Regions from separate parts of the Homo sapiens genome. Here region 2 is linked to region 1. A link is an interaction called in ENCODE POLR2A ChIA-PET data of the cell type or tissue named here. Cell type or tissue: K562. All regions are shown on one strand. Each heading gives the region's core, and the rest is flanking DNA. Links, peaks and the distances in the headings are about the cores only. Region 1 has its middle 31 kb from the start of SLC35B4. Region 2 overlaps LRGUK (leucine rich repeats and guanylate kinase domain containing).

What was found. ChIA-PET counts read pairs that join two places held together with the same protein. Peaks named below come from ENCODE experiments on the same cell type or tissue, not always from the same donor. Only the 100,000 strongest peaks of a DNase experiment are listed, where the experiment ranks them.
Region 2: POLR2A ChIA-PET joins it to region 1 with 7 read pairs; 2 of 35 experiments call an interaction of 5 or more read pairs at or near these places.

Annotation. Positions count from the first base shown.
Region 1 is chr7:134,341,697-134,354,336 of GRCh38, forward strand. No RefSeq gene overlaps it. Among named protein-coding and RNA genes, the nearest start is that of SLC35B4, 31 kb to the left of the region's middle. In K562, for the core only: a CTCF peak has its summit at 6,007; no DNase peak of the experiment used is centred there; H3K27me3 peaks cover 3,051 bases.
Region 2 is chr7:134,203,819-134,216,458 of GRCh38, forward strand. All of the region lies in intron 15 of LRGUK (leucine rich repeats and guanylate kinase domain containing), which reads left to right. Among named protein-coding and RNA genes, the nearest start is that of LRGUK, 83 kb to the left of the region's middle. In K562, for the core only: no CTCF peak of the experiment used is centred there; DNase peaks (open chromatin) are centred at 5,993, 7,105, 8,168, 9,223 and 1 weaker place; H3K4me3 peaks cover 322 bases.

The sequences.
Region 1 (12,640 bases), core at 2,844-10,843:
CTTTGCTGCTGTGCTTTTTCTGCCTTCCATCTGGCTAAGATTCTTAATGGCCATATACAGGGCTGATAATGTGTTTTCTGACCTAAGTTTCCAGTGATTGTCTTTAACTTAATACTTGCTGAGGCATCAGGAGGATTCAGAGGTTTCCCTCTCTAGTTCCTTTATTGGCTAGTATCAGCATCATTTTAATTTTTGTCATTAATACTGAGTCAACAATATGCCAGGTAGCAATATGGGGACCTGGAGGAGGTAGTCATAGTTCTTGGCTGGAGTCCTCAGGAGAGAGTTTTAGCAGGAGATTTGAGAAGCTGGATCACTCTCAACGACTATTGTTGTCCTAGGAAATGAGGTTGTGATGTGCTAGTTACTGTATGAGGAGCCTTTGAAACCAGTTTTTTTATCAGCAGGGAGATGGGGGTTGATTCTCTGGCCAAGGGGAATCCAGGATGAACCAGCCACAAGGAAAAAAACCTCCAGAGACATCGTGAGGCCAGCACGATGGAGAGAACATTTGGGGCTGACTTTTCCTCTCCCATTGTATTAGTCCATTTTCACGGTGCTCATAAAGATATACCTGAGACTGGGTAATTTATAAAGGAAAGAGGTTTAATGGACTCACAGTTCCACATGGCAGAGGAGACCTCACAATCATGGCAGAAAGCAAAGGAGAAGCAAAGTCACGTCTTACATGGAGGCAGGCAAGAGAGATTGTGCAGAGGAACTCCCATTTATAAAACCATCAGATCTCATGAGACTTATTCACTACCATGAGAACAGTATGGGGGAAACCGCACCCATGATTAGGTTATCTCCACCTGGCCCCACCCTTGATACATGGGGATTATTACAGTTCAAGTTGAGATTTGGTTGGGGACACAACCAAACCATATCACCCATAAAGAACACTGCGTTGCATATTAGAGAGTGGATGCTTTGCTTTGTTTTTGCAGGTGGCTTTACTCTGTGCAACAGCTCAGTGAGTAAGGCCAGCCTTCTTAGTCCTACTTCTATGAATTGCAGAAGAAATGATAAAAGAACAAAGATTCTGGAGGCCATTGGCTTCCCTCAATTTACAATAATTCCTTCTCTTTGAGACCAGCCCCCTTATCTCCTTATAGATCCAGATGCCATTTGAGAAGGTCAAATTAGAAATACAAGAAGAAAAAAAGGCAGGTGCCAGTTAAGAAGTCCCTTTCTTCAAAGAAAACTCACCTATGCAGACTTCCCAGTGTAAATCGGTAATGATTAAGTCTCCCTTCTTCTTTCTTCTTAATCAAAGATTTTTTTCTTTCTTTTTAGTCCTTCACCTGGCAGTGAGGAGAGTTCATTAACTTGGTGAACAAAGGGAACACATTTGAGCAACGTGCTTTAGAAGGGAGGGAGTAATGTTCATTTGCTGTGATTCTACATTTTGTGAAAACAGTTGTACAGATAGCTGTATTTTGGCTTCTGAAATGGTGAATGACAGCATTTGAATGCACCATTGTTCAGTATAATTTTAGGGCATTGTGCCTGCCTCAGTGAATGGTCTTAAACTGCTCTGAGCCTGTGCAGAAGTGAGACTGGGGCCACCATAATCTCCAAAAGAGTTTCCTCCTCCATTTGCAGCAAAATTATATTTGACATGTACACCAGATGTCACAGTCATTTGTCCATTCTGAACATGCCCAGGAAATAATGCCAGAGACTGAAAATAGCAGAGTGTGTGCAGTTTTTTGAGCAAAGGGTGGATTAATGATTTTAATTAAGTTGGGTTTGCATGATTTTTTTCTGTGAAAATGATTTTTTAAAATTTTATTATAGTTTTAATTCACAAGAAATAATGGTATATATCATGGCTACAATGTGACGTTTTGGTATATGTTTACATTGTGGAATGATTAAATCAAGCTAATTAACATATCTATCACCTCACATATATGTCAATTGAAAATGATTTGCAGGGTCTCTCTATTAAACCTTAATTTAGGAATGTGTAGAGTTTGTCTATAAGATACATGAGGTTTTAATTTTAATGTAAAACCCTGAAGATGGGAAAGATTATGTAGAATTATGGGAAAAGTAGATATTTTGGAATCAGATGGATCTTCCTTTAAATTCTGACTCTGCTTCTTCTTCTTAGCTGTTGAGATCTATGCAAGTTGTTTTTAAAAACTTCAGCTTCAGTTTCTTCATCCATAAAAAGAGAATAATAACACCTACTTAATTCAGCATTAGAGAATTCAGTAAAATGACAGATGTAAGCCTCCTGGCATTTGGAATGCACTCAACTGACTTCAGTCTCCTTCCACCCACGCTCTGTCCACTTTAAAGTGTATCCGATGAACACACAGCCAAGGTTTATGCAGGAGGCCCTGTTTGATGTACCCAAGAGCTGTTGCTGTCTGTACCTCCAGAAACCCCTTCTCACAAGGGCCAGACAAACCGATAGTCATGCGAGCCTTTTGTAGACTCCACGGGAGGTCTTGGGCAGCTGCGCATTGCATGCCAGCTTTATTTTTTATTTTTATTTAATTTTTTTATTTTTCTGAGACAGAGTCTTACTCTGTCACCCAGGCTGGAGTGCAGTGGTGCAATCTCAGCTCACTGCAATCTCTGCCTCCTGGGCTCAAGCGATTCTCCTGTCTCAGCCTCCTGAGTAGTTGGGATTACAGGCACCCGCCATCATGCCCAGCTAATTTTTGTATTTTTAGTAGAGATGGGGTTTCACCACATTGGCCAGGCTGGTCTCGAATTCCTGACCTCAGGTGATCTGCCTGCTTCGGCCTCCCAAAGTGCTGGGATTACAGGAGTGAGCCACCACACCTGGCCACCAGCTTCATTTTGAATTCCGGTCTTTTCATGCTTTGTTCCTCTTCAGAGATGTGGTGTGACTCCGGGAAAGTCAGCCTGGCCTGAGAGTGCATTTTTGCATTTTCTGCCTGGGCAGGGGATGTGTGCCTCCTTCTGTGTTTTCAGCTAGAGGAAGGTGCAGGGTGATTCACTACATTCTTGGAACTGCAGAACTACTGCAGAAAGCCCTGCTCTCACATTGATGGTGAAAAGGAACCGTAGACTTTGTAGACCACTGAAATGTGTGCAATTAGCGTCCCAGCTTTCCTTCCAGGGCCAGTATACTGAGCAGTTATGCCCTCCCTGCTTTGGAAGGACAAGCGCTTGTTATCTCTTGCAAATAAGGGGGAAACCTTCCACTTCCACGTTCTTCTGCTTCCTTCTCCATCCTTTCAGATTCTCCCATGGATTTTCCTTTTGAACTCAAGGTTTTGTTTTTATTTTTTAACACAAGTGGGAAAAATCACTTCCCTCAAGTGAATAGCCTCCACAATCCTTAGAAATACTGATAAATGCCCTGCATGGTTTTAAAACAACTCAGGACACTGCTTCTGTAGAAGGCTTCTTGGTTTCAGGAAGGTGGGATGGGTGTGCTGGAGGTGGTTTGGGAGTGAGGAGAAGAGTGGGAGAGTCAGGTGAGGAGTTGGAGGAGGACTTATGAAAAGTAGAGAGGTGGGGTCATTGCATGAGGTGTGGGATTTGCGGGAGGGAGAGGAGTAAAGAGAATGGTTGGGGAGCCCTGCTTGCTCTTAATTGTAGAATGCAATCTCTTCACCTCCTTACGGCACATTCAGACAAGACATTTGTTCCAAAGCTTTCTGTGGGAGAAACTGTTTTTTTTTTAATACAGCCATGCACTGAGACATACCTTAAATAAAATAGCCCAGCTAAATTCAGGTGCTGGGAGTAGTCATTATTCATTTAATACATTGGACACTGGTGGAACACTTCGCTTTCATTTGCTCACTTAAACTTTGCAACAGTCTTGCATTTCTCTCCATTTCAGAGAGGAAGAAAGCAAGGCTTAGCGGGGGCTTGGTAATGTGTAAAATCCCTGGCTGTGCAGTGGCGAAGCTGGTGGTGGGTAAAAGCCCGGGTCTGTCTGGCTCCAGAGTCCAGGCTGTTGCTCATCTTCCCGAAACCCTCTTCCTCCTTTGTTATGGAGCATGCTGTGTCTTTGGACAGCAGCTGTCCTTACTGCTATGCCACCAACTCTGTGCTCTGGCTTTGGGAGTCTCCCTAGCACCTCCCAAGCACCGAGCTTTCACATAGTGGGTGCTTGGTAATGTTTGTAGAGCAAGTGAGTTCCCTGAGTAGCACACATCACATGAAGCCACACGATGCACCTGTGCTAAGCACAGGCTTTTAAATTCAGGAGGCTGCATAAGAGCATGCTGCTGGGTTCACAGTTACTCTCTCAAGTGAACAATTCATGGATTAATTATTTCTCAGGAGACTTTCACTGCCTCGGAGAAGTGCCCATTCCCTCAAAACTTGGCAAGATGAGCATAAGCAAAGAAAATCAGCAAATCTGAGACATGGTCAAGTGCGGAAACAGATGCATAATTTTTATTCAGGGGCAGCAGTAAAAGGACATCAGGTTCTTAGATTTAATATATACCCCGAGGTATGCTTCAGATATCTTTCTGATGGATTTACAAGAAGTCCACCTCACCCCATCAATAAAGTCAGGACAAAGAGAACACAGAGTGGGAAGGATGGGTGCGGTCCATCACGACACAGCTTCTCTCATGCTCCTGAAATCAGAGGGCAGAGTTGGGGAGAGATGAACTGTAGAAACTCAGCACTGGAAGGAGTTTTGAAAAGTCATCTAATCTGTCCCCCTAAATCATCTGAGGCAGGTTCATTTTTATTTTGAAAGGCCCCCAGGGAAAGACACTCGGCAACCTCTTTTTTTGGTAGAGGCATTGCAGGGTTAACAACTCTCACACGTCAGAAGGTGAATCCCCCTAATTCATCACCTGCCACAGCAAACACAAGCTGATGGAGTCTATCTATTTACTGAGGATTTATGTCTTCCATCCACTTTAAAGTGTATCCAATGAGGATACACTACCTGCTTCCAAAATGGCTGTGAGGCAATCTGCTGTTGGAGTGGGCTCAGAATTTAGAGAAAAGAGAATGCAAAAAAGAAAAAAAATTAACAAAAACAAAAAACTGAGTGGTGTGAAATATGCTGCCCTAAAGAAAGATAAAGGATGGCCTCAGGTTGTGAAACTCTGGGCTGCACTGGTTATACTGGAATGAGGTAAGTAGCAGAGAGTAGAGAGACTGAGAGGTTGTGGCTGGCGCACCATAAATGAACCGCTGTGAGGTTGCTTTGCAACAGTCTAGACATAGAGAAAAAAACTGGTGATAGGTAAATTCTGACACAATAGAACATTTGAAGAAGGACTGGTAGTGCCTTATTTTGTAATCTGTGCCACAGAGAGTCATTAAGGAATATGTGAATCTATGTGGGGAAGCTCTTGTGAAATCTACCATCATTACCAAGCTCAATGAATAAATGATATAGATATGGCAGATGGTAGCAAGAGAAGGGACCTACCCAGGAAAGGAGAACTTATGGTTCTAGTGGAGGCAGAGGTTAGACAGGAAGTCAGCCATGAGCAAGGATGCTGGGTGAGCCAGGGTGAGGCGTGTGCTGCAAGAAAAAAAGTGCTCACTCTGAAGGATAGCACAACAGATTTGTCTTTTGAGAAAATAGTCTCATCAGTCTTTGTGACGGTACTACACTGACCTTTAAGGCATCACTACATAAGAGTTTTTCATGCTGACAGGCTGAAAGAAAATGCAAATGTTGAAAAGAAACTGAGTTAACTGGGGGAAAGTCGTCTTAAATGGGTTAGAGGCAATCTAGACTGAGGAAACACAGTGCAGGTAATTTGGAAGGCTAGAAATATTCCTTCTCTTCATTAAAAGGCAGATTGTTTCAATCATAGTGTTACTATTATTGCTATTATTATGAGTACTAACTCAACATAATTAAAGTGGGATGTGAGGTGCTTTACCAAGACCAAATACCAGAATGCATATTCTTATACATACGTGAAGCACATCCTGCACAATTTCTTCAGGGCCGGAAAACAAAAACCAGAAGAGAAGGGAAAGGAAAAGGAAACGTGGAAGGCAAGAAGACTGAGGGCTCCTCCTTGTGCATTCTTGTGTGTCCTGCAGCTTAGTGGGAAGTCTGGGACATGGATGGGTGGATGGATGGATGGACGGATGGATGGATGGACGGATGGATGGGAGGATGGGTGGATAGATGGATGGATACATGGATGGATGGGTGGGTGGATGGATGGATGGATGGGTGGATAGGTGGGTGAGTAGATAGGTGGATGTTTATAGTAAAATGTCTACCTGGAATAGTTATAAAACATGAAGGAGTTGGAAGGAAAATAGAAATAGTGCCATCATTAGCTATGTCTAATTGACACCTTCTGGGACAGTGACCAATGCACACCTCTACATGCAGGCCTTGGGTCAGTGTTGGTTTAAGCAGCTAAATCTCTCAGTGGCTTTGCCCAGCTGCCTACTCCATCTCTGTACTTGCTATGAGACAGCCTGCTTGCCCATTTTCCTTATTCCTCTCCAGCTAGTCTCTCTCAGAGTTCATGGTTGATTTTCCTCTACCTCAGCAATCAATGTGGGAGTCTCCAGCTCAATCCTAGTCTCTGTTCCCATTTCACTCTACACTTCTCCCATGATTTAAAAAAAAACTCTATTTATCTTGATGGCCCTCAACTTTATCATTCTCAGCTAGACCATGCTAGATTCCTTTTTTTTTTTTTTTTTTTTTTTTTTTGAGAGAGAGTCTGCCTGTATCATTCAGGCTGGAGTGCAGTGACACAATCTCGGCTCACTGTAACCTCCACCTCCCAGGTTCAAGCGATTCTCCTGCCTCAGCCTCCTGAGTAGCTGGGATTACAGGCACCTGCCACCACACTTGGCTAATTTTTGTTTTTTCAGTAGAGACGGGGTATTGGCCAGGCTGGTCTCAAACTCCTGACAACAGGTGATCCACCCACCTTGGCCTCCCAAAGTGCTGGGATTACAGACATGAGCCACCGCGCCTGGCCTGGAGTGCTAGATTCTTATATACAATTACCTGGTCTTCTATACTACTTTGATGTCTCAGAGGCAGCTGAAGCCTAATGTGTCCTGCCGCATCTGCATCCACTCCAGGGTTTCCCATCTCAGTGCTGGCACCTGCATCCACCCAGTTGCTCAGGGCCGAAACCTGGGGAACTGTGAACCTCAGATGACCATGAATTGGCCACTGCCATGACCTGTAGCCCTGGACTAAGAAGCCAGCATAGTTTCTCCTCTGTACTCCTGAAATGGGCTCAGAACTGGTCTCCCTGCCTCCATGGTTGTTTCCCAGTTATATTGGTTCACACTGTAGGCAGAATGATCCTTTAAAACAAACAAAATAATGCACCTGCTTAAAATCCTTTCATGGCTTCCCATGGCGCTTTCAACAAAATCCCAAACCCTTAACCTGGCCTACGAGACCCAACATCTCTGGCCCTGGAGAACCTCTCCAGCTCATCCCAGTTCACCTTCTGCTCCATTTACCACACTCTGGCCACATGGGCATGTAATGTTATTAAGTAAGCTCAGCTCTTCTCCACTGCAGGGCTTTGGTCCTGTGGTTCCCTGGCCCAGAATGTTATTTTTCCTTCTCATTGAATGGCTAATTCCTATTTTTTTTTTTTTACATTTGGCTTAAATGTCACGCCCTGAGGACTGCAATTCCTGGCACCCCCAATCTACATAATCACATCCCAGATGTCCGCCATCACACCATCATTCTGTGGTTCTGTCCTGTAGCCATCTGTATTTTTGCATACTACCTCCTCTTACATTGTGTTTATCTATGTATGTGCCTATTTCTGGTGGTGTGTTTTTCTCTCTACTAAATTATTCCATGAAGACAGAAGGTGTGTTGTTTTTCTTTTACACTGTTGGTGGGACTGTAAACTAGTTCAACCATTGTGGAAGTCAGTGTGGCGATTCCTCAGAGATCTAGAACTAGAAATACCATTTGACCCAGCCATCCCATTACTGGGTATATAACCAAAGGATTATAAATCATGCTGCTATAAAGACACATGCACACGTATGTTTATTGCGGCACTATTCACAATAGCAGAGACTTGGAACCAACACAAATGTCCAACAATGATAGACTGGATTAAGAAAATGTGGCACGTATACACCATGGAATACTATGCAGCCATAAAAAATATTGAGTTCATGTCCTTTTTAGGGACATGGATGAAGCTGGAAACCATCATTCTCAGCAAACTATCGCAAGGACAAAAAAACCAAACACCACATGTTCTCACTCATAGGTGGGAATTGAACAATGAGAACACATGGACACAGGAAGGGGAACATCACACACCGGGGCGTGTTGTGGGGTGGGGGGAGGGGGCAGGTATAGCATTAGGAGATATACCTAATGTTAAAAGACTAGTTGATGGGTGCAGCACACCAACATGGCACATGTATACATATGTAACAAACCTGCACATTGTGCACATGTACCCTAAAACTTAAAGTATAATAAAAAAAAATTCACACCCCCCCAAAAAAAAGGTGTGTTGTTTTTGTTTACAAGCTTCTGTCTTCTAGGAATCTGGGATTGAGAATCAGAATGAATCAGCCTCAGCCAATCACAGCGCCATGGAAGACAAGTCCACGTGGAGCTCTGGGAATGAGTTTCCTGCATGACAGGAAGACGTGGAGAAAGCAAGCTGAGAAACCCACGTGGAAAGAGACACAGATCCAGAAATGGAGAGACAGAGCGAGAGGCACACACCTAGATGGAGACTCAGAGAGAGGCAGACATTCTCCTGCCTGCCTTGGGATTTTTCCTTATGAGGTCTCAGGATGCTCACACAAATCCCCTTTTAGCCTGGGCTAGGCTGAGGGCATTTCCATTACCTGAAATGGAAATCCGTCATTGGCCTGGTTGGAGACAGAGACAGACAATGGGAAGAAAGGCACTCTAGCAATTAAGCAAAGAATATACACCTTGAATCAATGCTTGGAACTGACCCAGTGGCAAATTTCAGGAGCTGGGCCATGAATCTTCCCCATGACTTCATTTGCCTGTTACCTGTATTTGGCTTTGGAAGGCACTTCCCTGGTCTAAGGTCTCTTGAACCATCTTCATGTTGGATTGTGGCTGTGGGTCAGAGCAAGGCCAAGGCTCTGACTGGCTCAGACACCTGTCATTTAACAGCAGAGTTAAATATAAGCCCTGGAACATGCTTTCTGTCTTTGCAGCTGCAGCACATGCAGAAACTGTCCAGGGCAATGATGAATTTCAAGTTTCTTCCTTTGAAGGACAGGGCCCGGCTAATGTGACACATCCTTCCTGAAAATGATGTGTTTCTAGGTTTCTGGCTTAAGGGTATGTGATTTCTGAAGGGTAAACATGGCCTTAAAAGGGGAAAATTTGTTCTGCTTAACTATGCAGAGAATTCCCAGTAGTTTCTTTAATTTGGTTTTCTGAATAGGGCACATTTGCATTCACTGACTTGTGGCTTTTTAGACTAGCAAATGCATCTCTCTCTTCTCTGTGTTTTATTAAATGATTAGGTGGTCTCCAAGCTACACTAACATTAGCCAGTACCCTTGAGATTTGGAGGCAAGTCCATCTAGCCAGTTTGTTTCTTTTTCTTTATATTTTCCCTCCCACATCTTTTTTCATTTTAAATCCTTTCTGTCAAGTAAGGACTGGGGCTCACAAATGTGTGTGTGCACATGTGTGTGCATACAACATGCAATGCAACAGGGTGGGAATAGGAGAGGAGAAAGGAAAAGTATATTAAATCTTGCTTAGGATAAAAAGATTGCCTTGGTCTCCAGCTCAAATTAGGAAAAGGGAAGGCGGTGGATGTTTTTGTTATTTTACAACTTAATTTTTTATTCTTAGCACATCACATAATACCCGGTGTTAGTGACACATGTGACCAAATGGCTGCTCCCCCATCAATGAGGACAGGCAGTTCTGAGCAGGGAGTCTGTCATTGCCATGGTCACGTGGCCCATGGACCCCCCCGCCCCTGGATGAGTGAGGCTGAGACGGGTGCTGCTGGGGAATTCCCATTCAGACTGCTCAAGCGAGTGAACACAGGACAGGGAAATTCTCCATACTCCAGCAGCAAGCCAGGATATTTAGGTTCACCTAAAACACCCTCTGTGTTTGGACATTTTGTTTGTTTCAATAATTTCCAACTATAAATACGGCAGGCCAGGAATCGTTGGTTGGGAATGAATTGTAAGTAAAGGGTTGAAGCTGCCTCCAAAGAACTCTGAAATTTGACAGAATTTCCTAAAAATGCAATAAAGGTTACAAAATAACCCCACAATGGGCTAAAATTGTGAATGAGCAAGACAATAATTTTCAATCAAATGACATTTGCATCCACATTGTCCTTTTGATCCATTTAGGTCATTTTCTTAGAGGTAGAAATCCTGGCTTTGAGACACAATTTTCCCACCCAGCTTGGGCAAGTTGCAACATTTCTAAGCCTCCTTTTTCTGAAATATCTACTTCACCTGGTTGGTAGAAGCATTTGATGATACAATACATATGAAAGTGTTTCACAAACTGTGAACCATGAAGATATTATTATTTCTCCTCCAAGCTACTAGGAACTATTTTCAGCAATGGCTCACGCCTGTAATCCCTACAGTTTAGGAGGCTGAGGTGGGCAGATCACCTGAGGTCAGGAGTTTGAGACCAGCCTGGCCAACATGGTGAAACCCCATCTTTACTAAAAAAATACAAAATTAGCCAGGCTAATTTTCTAGTGGTGGCAGAGGTTAGGAGGAAGGCAGCCATGAGCAAGGATGCTGGGTGAGCCAGGGTGGGGTATGTGCTGCAAGAAAAAAAAGGCTCACTCAGAAGGACAGCACAACAGAGTGGTGGTGCGTGCCTGTAATCCCAGCTACTCGGGAGGCTGAGGCAGGAGAATTGCTTGAACCTGGGAGGTGGAGGTTGCAGTGAGCTGAGATCATGCCACTGCACTCCAGCCTAGATGACAGAGCGAGACTCTGTCTCAAAAAACAAAAACAAAAAACAATGAACAATAGATAATGGTCTAAATAGCAGCAATAAGGTTTGCTAAGCAAATTATGCTACATCCATAGGATAGAATTATCTGCAGGCATTAAAAAAGACAGCAACGTTTATCTATTGACATGGACAGTTCATCCAAGTACATTATAAAGTAAAAAAGTAAATTATAAATATATAATATATATTATATAAGTATAATACATTAAGTTAAAAAGTTGATCTAAATACATTAAGTAAAAAGTATATTTTTCTAAAATAAAACAATGTTAATTAACATTTGTATTGAAAGATGTCTGAAACAATTCATATAAAAATGTGCTCTTTTCTAGAATAATGTGTATCACTAATGAAATACATATTATATATATTTTACATAACATTATATGTGTGTGTATATATACGTAATGTATATATACGTAATATATATACGTAATGTATATAAATGTGGAGAGTGTGGTTTGGAATTTAGATGCACTCATTGTTTAAAAAAGAATGTAATTTTCTCTGCCTTAGAAAACTTGGTGGTCACAGAAGGATAGGAGGATACTGGCAGCTTGGAAGGCTGAAGGAAGAGGCTTCATGGGAGAAAGAGACCTAAGGAATCTCTAGTCCCTAGGTACCTGGAAATCCATACACATCCCCCTGACCAACCAAAGTCCCAGTTAGGAAAACATGGATATTGCCTACAATATGCGCCCCTAAACCCCTGCCCCCAGCGCCTTCTCCCTCTGCCCGGACCACAGACCGTTCCAGGTGTCCCAGAGCCACTTGGGACCATGTGAACTCAATGAACAAGTGAGCAGGTTCTTCTTGTGGGTTTCAAATGAATGTATGGCAGGACCATCTTCAGACCTGTTGAGACCTGTTGAAAATCTCAACATCCTGCTAAGTTATACTGCCAGGAAAGAGACTGGCCCAACTGGATGGCTGTGGCCCCTTCGGTAGAACTTTCTGTCACTCGTTTCAGGCTTGGCATGAAGCACAGCTGCAATGTTTTGCCACTTTTCCTTGAACTTTGTTACCTTTTCGTTTAATGATTGCCAACCTCATGGGCACTCCACTGTGCATGGAGTCGGGTATGGAGGAGTGAGGTGGGTGCAAAAATAAGTCAAAATATCTCTATCCTCAAGGGCTTTATGGTCTAGCAGAGGAGGTGAATATATAAGCAACAAATTATGAGTCAAGACAAGATGAAAAAAATGCTAAATGGGCTCTGAATCTGAAATGACACAGAGCAGGATCTTTGATCTCAATCTCCTGACTAAATCCAGAAATACACCAGTCCCTCCATAACGACTCAATACTTATGTCAGTAGTTTGAGAAAGGAGTTTAAAATATCAGCTGATGAAGAGACTCTTCATGTTTAACTCCCTGCAAATATTTTTCTGAACAGATATGACTATTTTCTAGTATATGTAATCAATACTGTTTTCAAATAGCTTCTGTGAAATTTGCTAGAAAGATTCACCTAGAATGGTCCTAGCCCCTTCCTATCAGAGCTTGGGGAGCTCCTCTCCCTGCCCTCCACAGGATAGCCCTGGAGGGGATCTTAGGTTGAGCTTCTTGAAAATCGGTCATTTTTATGTAAAGAATTGGTGTGAACAGAGGCTGAGGCAGAAGAATCACTTGAACCTGGGAAGCAGAGGTTGCAGTGAGCTGAGATCGTGCCACTGCACTCCAGCCTG
Region 2 (12,640 bases), core at 2,979-10,978, 140 kb before region 1:
TGTGAGTGTATCTAATGAGGCTTCTGTAGCTCAGTAGAAGTTTCTCTTGAGAAAATCTGGCTCCCCTTGCCTTAATTCTTTGCTACCCAAGCAACCTTCTGATCTTTAATTTGGTCCCATCGGGTGGACCTGCTCCTGTCGGGGCTGTACCCTACGTTACCCACCCTGCCCTGATCCCTGAGCCAGGCTTGTCTCCATTGTAAATTAATTAATTGGTGTACTGGCTTTTAAATCAGCCTCTTGTGGGTTTGGATAAACATGAATCAGTCCCCTGAGCCTGACCAGCTCTGAGTAACTGAGAACAGTGTGTTTCTCAATCTGAGGTTGCCACTGACTGGGGGGGCTTGAACAAGACTTTGCCTCAACAGCCAGTGAGAGTCCGTCTCTGTATCTTTTCTTATTCTACAACTATCAAGAACACTGGCTATTGGGTGCAGTTGCCATTTGGTAAATTAATAGACCAGATAATGTGTGCATAGAAAAATAGACTTTGATTCTAACGGGTATAATAAAATTTTATTTATTTGGACTAATGAGGTTAGGCTTGGCTGATTTAATGAAAAGCATGAATTACTGAATTTGTAAAAATGTTTTAGCTTTCAGTTACATTTTATAACTGAAACTGAGCCATCTAGTTACTGACTAATAGAATTCCAACTGTAAAAGGTAGGTAGGCAGATTTGTAATTAATGGATCAAATCACTAGCCTCAAGGCCCCTTTGTTTTTTTGGCATGTTTAGTATTTTGAAAAACAATGTGTTTTCTGAAGCCAACCACTTTATCTTATCTAGACAATTAATTTGCTGAGGAAGTTACTTTTTCTACTTGTGGGTTTAAGAATAAACTTGCACATTGTAGAGGCCAGACATTATTCAAGTGAGTATCTAAAAAGTTCTAAGGAACATGGTCCTTATTAACACACATTTAATGGTGTCTCTAGTGGGACAAGAAGTAGAGCCAGTGTTCTTCCTGAGTCTCAGGGCTGTGAAGAAGGTGCCAAGGAATGGGGACCAGATGTTTACAGGTTCAGTGCACAAGAGTGGAGCCAACCATAGTTACCTTAAAACAAGTGTCAGTGTGTCCAGAGTTGGTTCCTGCCAGTGGGTTCGTGGTCTTGCTGACTTCAAGAATGGAGCCGTGGACCTTCGTGGTGAGTGTTACAGCCCTTAAAGATGGCAAGGACCCAAAGAGTAAGTGGTAGCAAGGTTTAGTGTTAACAGCGAAAGGACAAAGTGTCCACAGCATGGAAGGGGACCTGAGTGGGTTGCCGCTGCTGGCGGGGGTGGCCAGCGTTTATTCCCTTATTTGTCCAGGGAATGGACATGTTCCATTTGTGTCCTATCAGAGTGCCCTTTTTTCAATCCTCCCTGAGATTGGCTACTTTTAGAATCCTGCTGATTGGTGCGTTTTACAGAGCGCTGATTGGTGCATTTTACAAACCTCTTGTAAGACAGGAAAGTTCCTGATTGGTGCGTTTTACAATCCTCTTGTAAGACAGGAAAGTTCCCCAAGTCCCCACTCGACCCAGGAAGTCCAGCTGGCCTCACCTCTCATCAGCACTCCCCAGGAAGGGACCCAGAGTCCCAGCAGAGTCACCATCATGTGCCCAGCTGGTGCTTCACCTCATTGCTCCTGCTCTGAGCTGGGTCACTCTGATTTTAAGTTCTATAATTTAGATATATGTGTATAAACACATTACTCACATAAATGGGACCTCTAGAAATAAAAAACAATAGTTTTAGTATAATGAATTTTTTAAAAAATAATTGAGCTGTCAAAAGGAAGAAATTGAAATAAAAAATATTTATGATTCTGTGAAAGACAGCTTTGTCTGCGCAATTAGGAAACTGGACTGGAAATATGAAGCCTTGGTTTTCTATTCTAAATCTAACCAATAACCATTAACTTGATTCGAGAAGTAATTTTGAGCTCCCATTTCTTAAAATAAAAACCTATACATAATGTCATGGTGCACTATTAGAATCCGGCTGTCTAGAGCTGAGGTTTTTCCCAATTGGATTAGGCATCAGTACAAACAGAAATCTTATGACCAACAGCATTGTTTTTCTTAAAGTGGTAATCCTGTATCAATGCAAACAGAAAAGTATTCCCAGATATCTGAAGTAGTAATACATAACTTGATCTTTTGTAATTTTATGTTGCTAATTTATAACTAAGAGTACAAGCTGAATTTCTACTCTTAACAATGAGAGTGGAACAGAGTGATAAAAGGAAGCGCAAGGTTTATCAGTTCTGAGTACAGCATCTTTCAGCCTGGACCCAGAAATATAAACTTTCACTAATGGGTGGATTAATTGAATTTTCACTTAATGCATGTATAAAATACTAACTTTAGGTACACAGTGATTATAAACCCTGAAATCTTCAGATATCCCCTTAATTTAAAATACATATCAGCCAGGTGCGGTGGCTTACGCCTGTAATCCCAGCACTTTGGAAGCCCGAGGAGGGCAGATCACGAGGTCAGGAGGTCGAGACCATCCTGGCCAACATGGAGAAATCCCGTCTCTACTAAAAATACAAAAATTAGCTGGGCGTGGTGGTGCGTGCCTGTAATCCCGGCTACTCGGGAGGCTGAGGCAGGAGAATCGCTTGAACCAGGGAGTCAGAAGTTGCAATGAGCTAATATTGTAGCACTGCACTCCAGCCTGGTGACAGAGTGAGACTCCATCTCAAAATAAATAAATAAATACATATATATATATAATATATGTATGTGTATATATATATGTGTGTATGTGTGTGTGTGTATATATATATAGAATTGTCTTATTTTCCCTATTGTAATGTGGATAACATTTATTTCTAATACCCGAAGGCTTAAAAAGCACAAGTAAACAAAATAGTTTCTACAAAATAAGGTAAAAACTATATTCACAACTCAGTATTAAGGGATGTCTTTCCTTCCATTTGTCTCTAAACAACCTACTTCTGGGATAGTCAATGCTTCCAGCAAAGCTTTTAGAAAGCTGTACCAACTATCACCCTGAGTTCTTGCTATATAGATCATAAAATAAAATTGTATTTGCAAATCATTAATCTGACTAATGGTAGAAAGAAATGATGATGGTTATGATAAGTCAGACAGAGGAGAACTGAGCAGTTGACTAGTCCGTAAAGTTTTCCTTTATCTTTAATAAAAGGCCTGGTATGATTTGCCAAGTTATGTCAATTGTTAAATTGTAAAAGTGGGGAACACATCCTTATATATCTGATTACAGAAAACCAAGAGAGATTAAGGAGCAAAAGAAGCTTTAGCACAGGATTTCATTGTTCTTATATTTTTCCATCTTTTAAAATTAATTTTATATTTTGGTTAAAAAGCATACCTTAACATAAAATTTGCCGTTTTAACCATTGTAAGTATACAATTCAATGGTACTAATTACATTTACAATGTTGTATAACCATCATCACTACCTATTTCCAAAATTTGTCATTACCCCAAACAGAAACTCTATACCCATTAATCTATTACTCCCCTCAACTCCTGGTAACCTCGAATCTACTTTCTTTTCTCTATGAGTTTGCCTACTCTCGATATTTTCACAGTTTTATTTTTCAATTTAACCTTGTTTCTTGTCTAAGCTAGTATTTCAGTTTATAACAGTTATAAACTAGGGAGTTCCAAATGATGAACAGGACACCCCCTCAGAAACTGCACCAAGAGGGAAGCCTTTCTTTGTTCCCACCTGTCCCGCCCTCTCCCTAGAGAACACCGGTTTGATGGGATGCAAAGGGTGCGTGTCCAGACCAGGGGCTCAGTGAGAACCCAGCAGTGCAAGCTCATCCTGCGTCAGTGGAGGGGATCGGGGGCTGGGAGCCTGGTTTGCCTCTGGGGAATGGATCACTCCAAGGTCACCTCAGAGGTCTGATTTGGGTTGGAGTCGCTGAGTATCAGATCTCCCCCAAAGTGAGCTGAGACTAGCTTCTTCAAGGCTGTTCCAGTCTGGTGTGCCACCTCTGACTGCTCCACATTTCAGAGCTATGCCCTTAGGACTGGGGTAAGATGGTATTTGGGCCCCCAGAATCCGTCTAGTGAACAAGCGCTCACTGAACAAGTGCCTGCTGGATGATGGCGTCTGTGAGACTGTCCCAGAGATCAGTCACTCTGAGAACTTGCCATCAACACCAAGTTGACACCTCTGTGTAACACCAGCATTGCTAGTGGCCTCTGAGAGCCATTTTTGAAGGCAAGGTAGATGTGGAAGCCCAAGAGGAGGCCTGGGGATGTGAGTGCGGGAATAGCAGCCTGGATGGGGGTCCTCAGGAGCAGCTGTTCTGAGCCATGGTGCCTTGTGATTCTGTCCGGCCGATTCTTTCCTTCCTTCTTACATTCATCACCCATTTCCTCAGTTCCTGCCCCTTTGCCAGGTATTGGTGAACAGACATAACTCTTCACAGAGCTCACGGCTTATATAAGAGGGCTGCCGTTAAATAAGGAAACAAACAAATGGGATTTCATCTGGCTTGGATGTCCATCCTCTAGTTTCTACCATCAAAAACAGCATTGATCTCTAAGTTGGTAAAAATTTAAAGTCTCATTCACTTGGAAAATGTCTCACCACCCACAAATCTGGATGTAAATTTTGGTTCTATGAATAAGAACCAGACATAAACCTCTTATGTTTATTCATTGAAGTTTATGTTTTCAGTTGACTAAAATTGTTCTAAGTTCCACTAAATGAGAGAATTATAGACACTTAGTATCTCCAAGGAGAAGGGAAGGTTAAGTTCTCCTATATGTGTAATTTTATTCCTTTCAAGGGCCTATGTGCATCTAACAGGGGAAAGATGTTTTTCTTATTAATTTCTAAGCAGTTAGTTAACTTCTGTTTATAGTTAATTTCTTTTTATATTAAAGCAGGAGCTCCCGCTAGCAAGAAGACTGTCTCTGGGGTGCCAGCACACCTGGTTCCATCTCCCAGGTGCTTGGCGAAACTGCAAGCAGATGGCCAGATGACAGAGCATCTCTCTGGAATGCAAATTCATGCCAAGGACCTAGAAAATCAGAGCGTAACTCCTGCCCAGAACCAAGAGCTGGCTCAGGATGGAGAAACCCATCAAAAAGAGCTTTCTCCTGACAGCCATCTCAATCCTGAGCTCCCTCAACACCTCAGTTCATCAGCACTGGGTCTTCCTCAGCAGGCCCAGGACCTATCCCTAAACCCAACGGAAGAGGATGTCCAACAATCAGATCTTCCCCTAAAACAAATAGCCACTGAGACAGATGTCCCTGAGGTGGAAGCCAGTGAGGTTGGGCAGTCTCCCATCACCCCGACCCTGGTGCCTCCTGTGCACCCTTCCCCTCCCTCGTCCCGCAGCCCTCAGCCAGGCCAGGACAAGGAGTCAGGGGAGGCCCAGGTAACCCCTACTGGCCCTCCTCTGTCTGAACCTCTACAGGGACCTGGCCCCACTCCCCTCAGCCCTCAGAGAATTCAGGATGAGGAAATTGAGTCAGACAAACTTCCACCCAGCAGTTCCCACCATGATCCTCCAAAAGATTCTTCCCACACTGACTTGGTGCAGAAACTTGCTGGCGATTCTCAGCAAGCTCTGAAGGAGGAAACCTCCAAACCGGAAGCCATCCGAGTCAGTATCCCTCACCCAGAACTGCCACATCCCCAAGACTTAGCAACAGATACCAAGCAGCCCCAGGCCAGGGGAGCCCCGGGGACCTTGCTTCCTAGAAGCCGGCTGGCTCCCACTCGGCTGCCCCAGCCTCAGGTGCTGGCTCCCCTCCAGAGCAGGAGGCCCACACCCAAACTCCTATCGCCCAGCAGGGAAGAGGCTTTAGGAACAACCTCCCATCAAACCATGACGGTCTCTCCCAGGCTTCCACCAACCCGGGAAGCAGACACCAGTAAACTTCCTCCCATCAGCCCTCCGCACTCAAAACCACCACCAAATCTGAGCCCCCAGGCAGCCCACAGTCTTCAGCAAGTCCAGGAAGAGAAGGTCAGTGAGGTGAAACTCCCTCTTATCAGTCCCCCCAGCCAGGAGCAAGCAGAACCTCGCATCCTCAGTCCCGCCCAGGAGGAGGCGGCTCAGAAAGTGAGGCTCCCTCGCATTCCTGCTCCTCTTCCGGAGCCAGGGCTGCCCCAGAACTCGGGGACTCAGCCTGATCCAAGGCCTGCAAAGGAAAGGAAAGCTCCCCAAGCAGGCAGCTCCTCCAGGAGGAAGATTCCAGACATGCGGGCCTCACCCCACAACCAGGGGCCACTTCAGCAGACAGGGGCTAGGGAAAAAAAGCTCCCCAACCAGAAAGGGACGGCTAGAGGACTGGCACCTCTGGAAGAGGCACCACCTGGGAACCACCAGCCAGCCTTGCAGCTAGAACCCCACGATCAGCCAGCTCCCACCATGGTGCCCGACGATCCCAACCCCAGCCCTCCTCTTGTTTCTTGTCTAAGCTAGTATTTCAGTGTGTAACTGTTACAAATTAGGCCATCTGAGCAACCAGAGAAGCAAAGTCCATACACCAGAAATTCCTGAGCCGCCCCACGCCGAGCCATCACCTAAGACCCCCAATTACAAGAAGATTAAAAAAAACATAATTCCAGGAAAAGGACCCATACCAACCTCCCCACAAATGACCTGGCTTGGAATGTAGATGTGTCCAAACAAGGGCCATCTTGTAAGAGAGAGATTTTTGGAGGGTTATCTCAAGAAAATAAAACTCCCGTCAATGGTGATCAGCCAGCTCAGGAGGGCCAGCCCTCACCCGGGAGACCTCTCCAGAGGGAAAAGGCCCCTGCGGAGTCGCTACAGGATAGCTCGGCTCCTGTGGAGCATCCAGGGAGAAAGGGACAGGTTCATCGAAAGGGCAGGTCTCAGAGGAGAGAGATTGCTTCGCAATCCCCAGAGCAGGACAGTGAGCCCCCAACCCAGCAGCCTGTCAAAGACACACCAGCCCATCAGGGGAGAGGTCAGGCCAGAGAGAGCTCTGTCCAAAGGCACAATGCACTTGCTTCCAAGCAGCAAACCAAAGAGAAGCGAACCTGAAAACATGGGGCAGTGCCACAGGACAAAAGCCCCGCCACTCCCCAGAACCAGGTGTCTACTGTGGAGCAGGGCAGCTGGAAGGGAAGACTGCGCCCCAGGAGCAGTCAGAGCACCAAGGTTTAAGCCATCCCTGGAGCCACCAGCTCATTAAGGTCTGGGAACCCCGAGGCAGCACTGTCACAGAACGACCAGCTATGGCTGGGTCCTGTGAGTCTCCACACTGGCTTCCTCCTGAACCCATGGTCAGCGTAGGTGGAGGGGCTGTTCAGCACTGTCCAAACCTTGGATTCCTAGAAGGCAGCCAATCTGCACTCCTGTGCCTCTTCTGCTGTTGCCGTCACAGCCTGGAAGAGCAGTTGTTGCAGAGGGATGCAGCTCTATCAGCTGCTGCCACCAAATTGAGCCATTCTGGAAGGCTGGTGTCAGCAAGTAGCCTTTGTGTCCAGACACGAATCCAACCTGAGTTCCAACTCTGGCTGAAGCAGGGCCATATTGCCATTAAGTTTTCTTCTCTTCATAAGGAAAATTCGCTTCTAGACTTCTAGAAAATTCTCTCACCCCTCTTGCATTATCGAGGAGTTCCAAAGCAAAAAGAACTTTTGAGACAGGAAGACTTTGCTGTTCCTGGAGGTTCCAAACCTACAGTTAACTTGTGGGAATCTTCTGTAGGGAAGAAGACATATTTTGCATGCATGACTCTGTGATCAAATGCTTCAGATTTGTCTTGGCAATATGTTGCCTGAAACTTACTTTTGCTTGAAATGTATTTCAAAATGAATACCTTCCTTCTTTCTCTGAATAGAAATCTCATGTAAATTAGCTCATGCCTTTATTATGCCAAACCATCTGGTTGAATCAATTAAAAGAATTAATGGGGAGAACATTTAAGTGAATCAGTTGTTCGTTTATCTATTCATACCATCAGGATTCTTTCGCTGGCAAATGATAGGAGTCCACTCTAAGCCAGCTTCTGTGACTCTATTAGAAGGGAGTAGAAGATTTCATATGAACAAACTATGGGAAGGGCAGGGCTACAGCAAGTCTCAGAGAGACTGGGGGCCAGTTGTGGAACATAACCAGGACTCTAGTCATCTCCTGGACTCTGGTCTAGGACTCTCACCACTTCTCTTCTCTGTTTCTTTCTCCATGTTGGCTTCATTCTTTGGACTACAGATGACTCTATCAGTTTCTGCACATGGTGGGAAACATGGTTACCAGCAGCTCTCAAGCCCATATCTGATTTTACCTCTGGAAGCTCCCACTACTGTAAAGGGATTAATTTGAATGAATGTTCATTAATCCTAATCCAAAGAAAGTCTTGTTGGCCTAGCTTGGTTTAGGCACTTGTTCTTAAACCAATCTACTCTGGCAAGGACCAGGGTTACCTTCAGACATACCTATTGAACCTACTCCTATGTATGGACACTATACTCCACCCAAAAAGAGGATAATTGTGACTGAAACGGACAACTCAAGATGTGACTCTTAAAAAGCTGCAAGATATCTATTGAGCACTTACTGTGTACACAGCAGCATGCTAAACTGTATTTGGTATCTCATATTTAAAAATGTAACTGATGACTAAATGCCTGTGTAAATGTCTCTTACACAAAAGAGAGGTGTCTATGAAACTATGAATTTCAAATGTTATTTCAAGGGCAGTAGAGGAAACTGATATTTTAGAAATCCAGGATATAGAAATCCTCTTGCAAAATGAAGAGCTTATATAATGCCAGTAATTGCCCTCTGATTTATCTGATTTGTCCATGATGAAAATAATACAGTAATTGTAGAAAATATATCATTTGTTTATTTTTACTAAAAGTGTATTTATTTTTACTAAAAGTTCATTCATCCAACAAGCATTTATTGAGCACACGCTATGTGCCAGACAGTGATGGTTGCTAGATAAGGGGAAGTGATGAGGATACTTCAAGAAGCTTTGTCTTTTATCAAGGAAGACAGAGAGTTCATTATATTAATAACACCATGTGATTAGGGCAGCTGAAGGCCCCACAGCGTGTTAGGCTACATTTTACATCCTACAGACAGGAAAATCCATTTGTTAACTTTTCCAGATGTCATAAGAATACCAAGGAAGGACACTGAATTCGGCCTGGGATACAAACATTGGATCAGGAAACACTCCTAAGAGAAGGTCAGCCTTCAGCTTAGTCATCGCGGTTGCAGAATAGTCAGCAGACTGATGGAGAGGGGAAGTTTTCTTAGAAGAAGGAACCACGTACGCCTAAGCAGAGGCACGCGCAGGCATAGCATCTTCTAAGGACCCGAATGCCAGGAGAGATGCAGGTCTATATAGATCCAAAGTGCTTTTTGTGCTACACCGAAGAGCTTGGAAACTTGATCTTTAACAATGGGGAGCTGCTGAATTTGTATCTAAGAGGCATCTGTCTGGAGGGGATATAGAGGATGAATTTGAGGAGAGCAATACAGGAAGCAGGAGGAGTGGCAGGGAAGTTATTGCTGTAGTCCAGGAAAGAAGGTTAGGCCTGAAATAAGGCTGTGGGGGCAGGAATTGTCAAATTAGGTAAATATTTAGATTGCATGTGGGAGAGGGTAGATTGTGCAAGACAGGAAGAAAATTAAGATCATTACCCATTTTCTGTGAGGTGGGTGTGGGGCACTTTAGAGTTGTCCGTGTCTCATTTAGGTGAAGAATTTTCGAAATTTAAAATTGCTTTTAGAAATGTATAATTTTCCTCTTCGGGCGCCTGTTTCTGAGGCTCCTGAAGGCATTTGGGGTTGCATTTCCATTAGGGTACAAAAGGGAAGCGATAAGCCAAATTTTTTTTATCACTTGTTTGTGTTTCTGTTATTGCTTTGGTAGTATATGTTCCTAATGTCTCAGATTCAGTGGAACTGGACAATATTTTGTTTGTGGTCAGAGGAAAGGAGTGGAAAAGAGTATCAACAGGAGATTTTTAGTGCTATTATTGATTCTCTTGGTATAAGGGAAACCTCTGATTTTTACACATAGAATAACAATGTTTAAAAATTGCCATTTTCCATCTATATTTACAAGGTTCCTATCATTCCCATTTGATATGTTGCTCAGCAAGGTGATCTTTATAGGAACAAAAAAACATTGTGGCTTATAGTGACTACATTAGTAATACCATCTTTAGCTCCTTTAAAGAAAAGTGGCACCTAATATTCAAATCAATGGAGATAATATTGCCACTTGGCATGAAAGCCTTCCTCAAATATTTAAAGAGCTAAATCAGTTATTTCCAAAACTTCAAAAGATAATTGAACAAAGGGCATGATTGGGAAATTCACAGAAGAGGAAATAAAAATGGCCAATAGATATGTCAAAAAGTATTTAACCTCATTATAAGTTGAAACAGGATAGACTTTTTTTTTTTGTACTGAATTGGCAGATGAAAAACAACTTAATGCCTATTGTTGGCGAGGCTGTGGGTAAATGCACTTTCTATGTCTCAGGAGAGAAAGTAAATCGGCACAATTTTTCTGGGGCACAGTTTTACAATTTTCTGTCAAAGCCTTAACATTTTGTATATCTTCAGTCTAGTAATTCGAATCTGAGGATTATCATAAGGAACTCACTTATGGGCAAGGATGTTCATATCAGTGTTTTTTATGATAAAATCTAGAAATAATCTAGCTATCTAATGGGATTTTAGAAATAAGTTATGGTATAGCTATATGCTGGAATATTATGTTGTCATTATAATCATGTCATAGAAGAATATTTAATTAGAGGAAACTATTTATTGCGTAGTAAGTAGAAAGCAGGTTAAGGAGGTAGAGCCAGTATGGCTCTAGTTATTAGCTCTGGATTATGGATTATGCATAATTTTTATTTTCCCATCTATGCTTTTTAGTATTTTTTAAATTTTCTACAATGACCTATGTTTATTCAGAAAAAGTTATATAGAATTAAATTTAAACACACACACACACACACACACACACACACACACACACACTTTGAAGAGCTGTCATGAGAAAGCAACAGCCTTACATTCTATTTTGATTTGACATCATGAACTTTCTAAGAGTTAGAGGTGATTTGCAGAGGAACAGACTGGCTTGCTCCAGAAGTTAGATGCTGTGTTATGGGAATCTTATAGAAGGTCTTCATATGTTGGGTGATTTAGTTGGACTGGCTAAAATGTAAGGTTCATTTTATGATCTAAGATCCACTTACTGCAGCTGACTCCATTTGCTTGTTATGAGGAATCCTGTTTTATTAAATGTAGTGCTTAGAAAATTATATGTACTTAGTACTCCTTAGATATGTGGCTTTCAAAGTTTTATTGACCAAGATCCATAATTAGAAGTATACATGTTACAATATCATGACCCAGTAAACACATAAAACACCTGGCAAAAAAAAAAAAGTGTCATAAAACACCTTTACTATGGTGATAGACAACTCTGATATTTTCTATGGCGCTGAATTTCAATTTTTAAAATTCTGGTTGTGGCCTCCTAAATTGATTTCACAATTTTGTTTGCAACCTGCAGTTTGGAAAACCCTGCACTGAGTGCCCTAGAGGTTTGCTTTGATGCTGTCCTTACTTGGAGGCCTGTTACCAGACTTCCCCCCAGCTCTGGTTGCCTTCAAGTGAGGTTGGATGGGTTGACATCATTTATGCTGAATTCTTCTCTGGGACAAGGATCTGGTGTATTGGCAGTTATGTTCTTTGTCAATGTGGGGGCTCAGGATAAGATACATCCAAAATCTATATGTATACGTTTTATATAAAGCTTTTAAAAAAAAAAGGCACTTGAGAACAATCTTGATCAGCTTACTTCCTTGCCTTTTGCTCCATGACAAGCCCGAAAATCATCTTATTACCATAAAAAGATCCACCAAGTTCCACTTCAGATAATTGCACTATTTATATACTATGTAGCACAGTACGTCTGTAAATGAATTTAATTGCGTAGTCCAATTTGAAAGACATAATTCTAGAAATCACTTTTCTGTATTGACCAGGCATTCAGAGAAGAGGATAAGAAGGGCCTAACCATTTCTTTGTGTTGATGACAGATAAATGGTGTTAGAAGATCAAACCTCTAATCTTAAAACTGATTATGAGAGTGCAGTCATGATTTGCAAAAGCTGAAGACTTTTTATTACAGATTGTAACCTTAGAAATTCATTATTGCAAACAACACTAAAATTCAAAATAATTCTTGAAAATTCCATTTGCATTACAATCTAGCCATGTGACCTTGGGCAAGTTACAGAGTTCTAATGTATAAAATGGAGGTAATAATAGTACCTACCTCAGTATTTTTATGGGGATTAAATGAGTTAATATACTGAAAACCACCCAGAACAATATCTAGCACACAGTAAATGCTTCTATGAGTAGTGTTTGTTCGTATTAACATGAAAGCAGCAAAAAAATGTTTGCATTTTCCTGTTCATTGAAAGAGGATGATACTGTTCAAACTGGGTGGAAATATTTGGTAAATGAGATGGTCTTTGTGAAAATCCTTTTTTAAAAATTTGATAACCTTGATTTAATTAGGTAACTTAAAATTAGAATAATATTGGAAAGAAATTGCAGTTGAGCAAAATATTACAAAAATCAAGAGGTTCTTCTATGGGCATTCA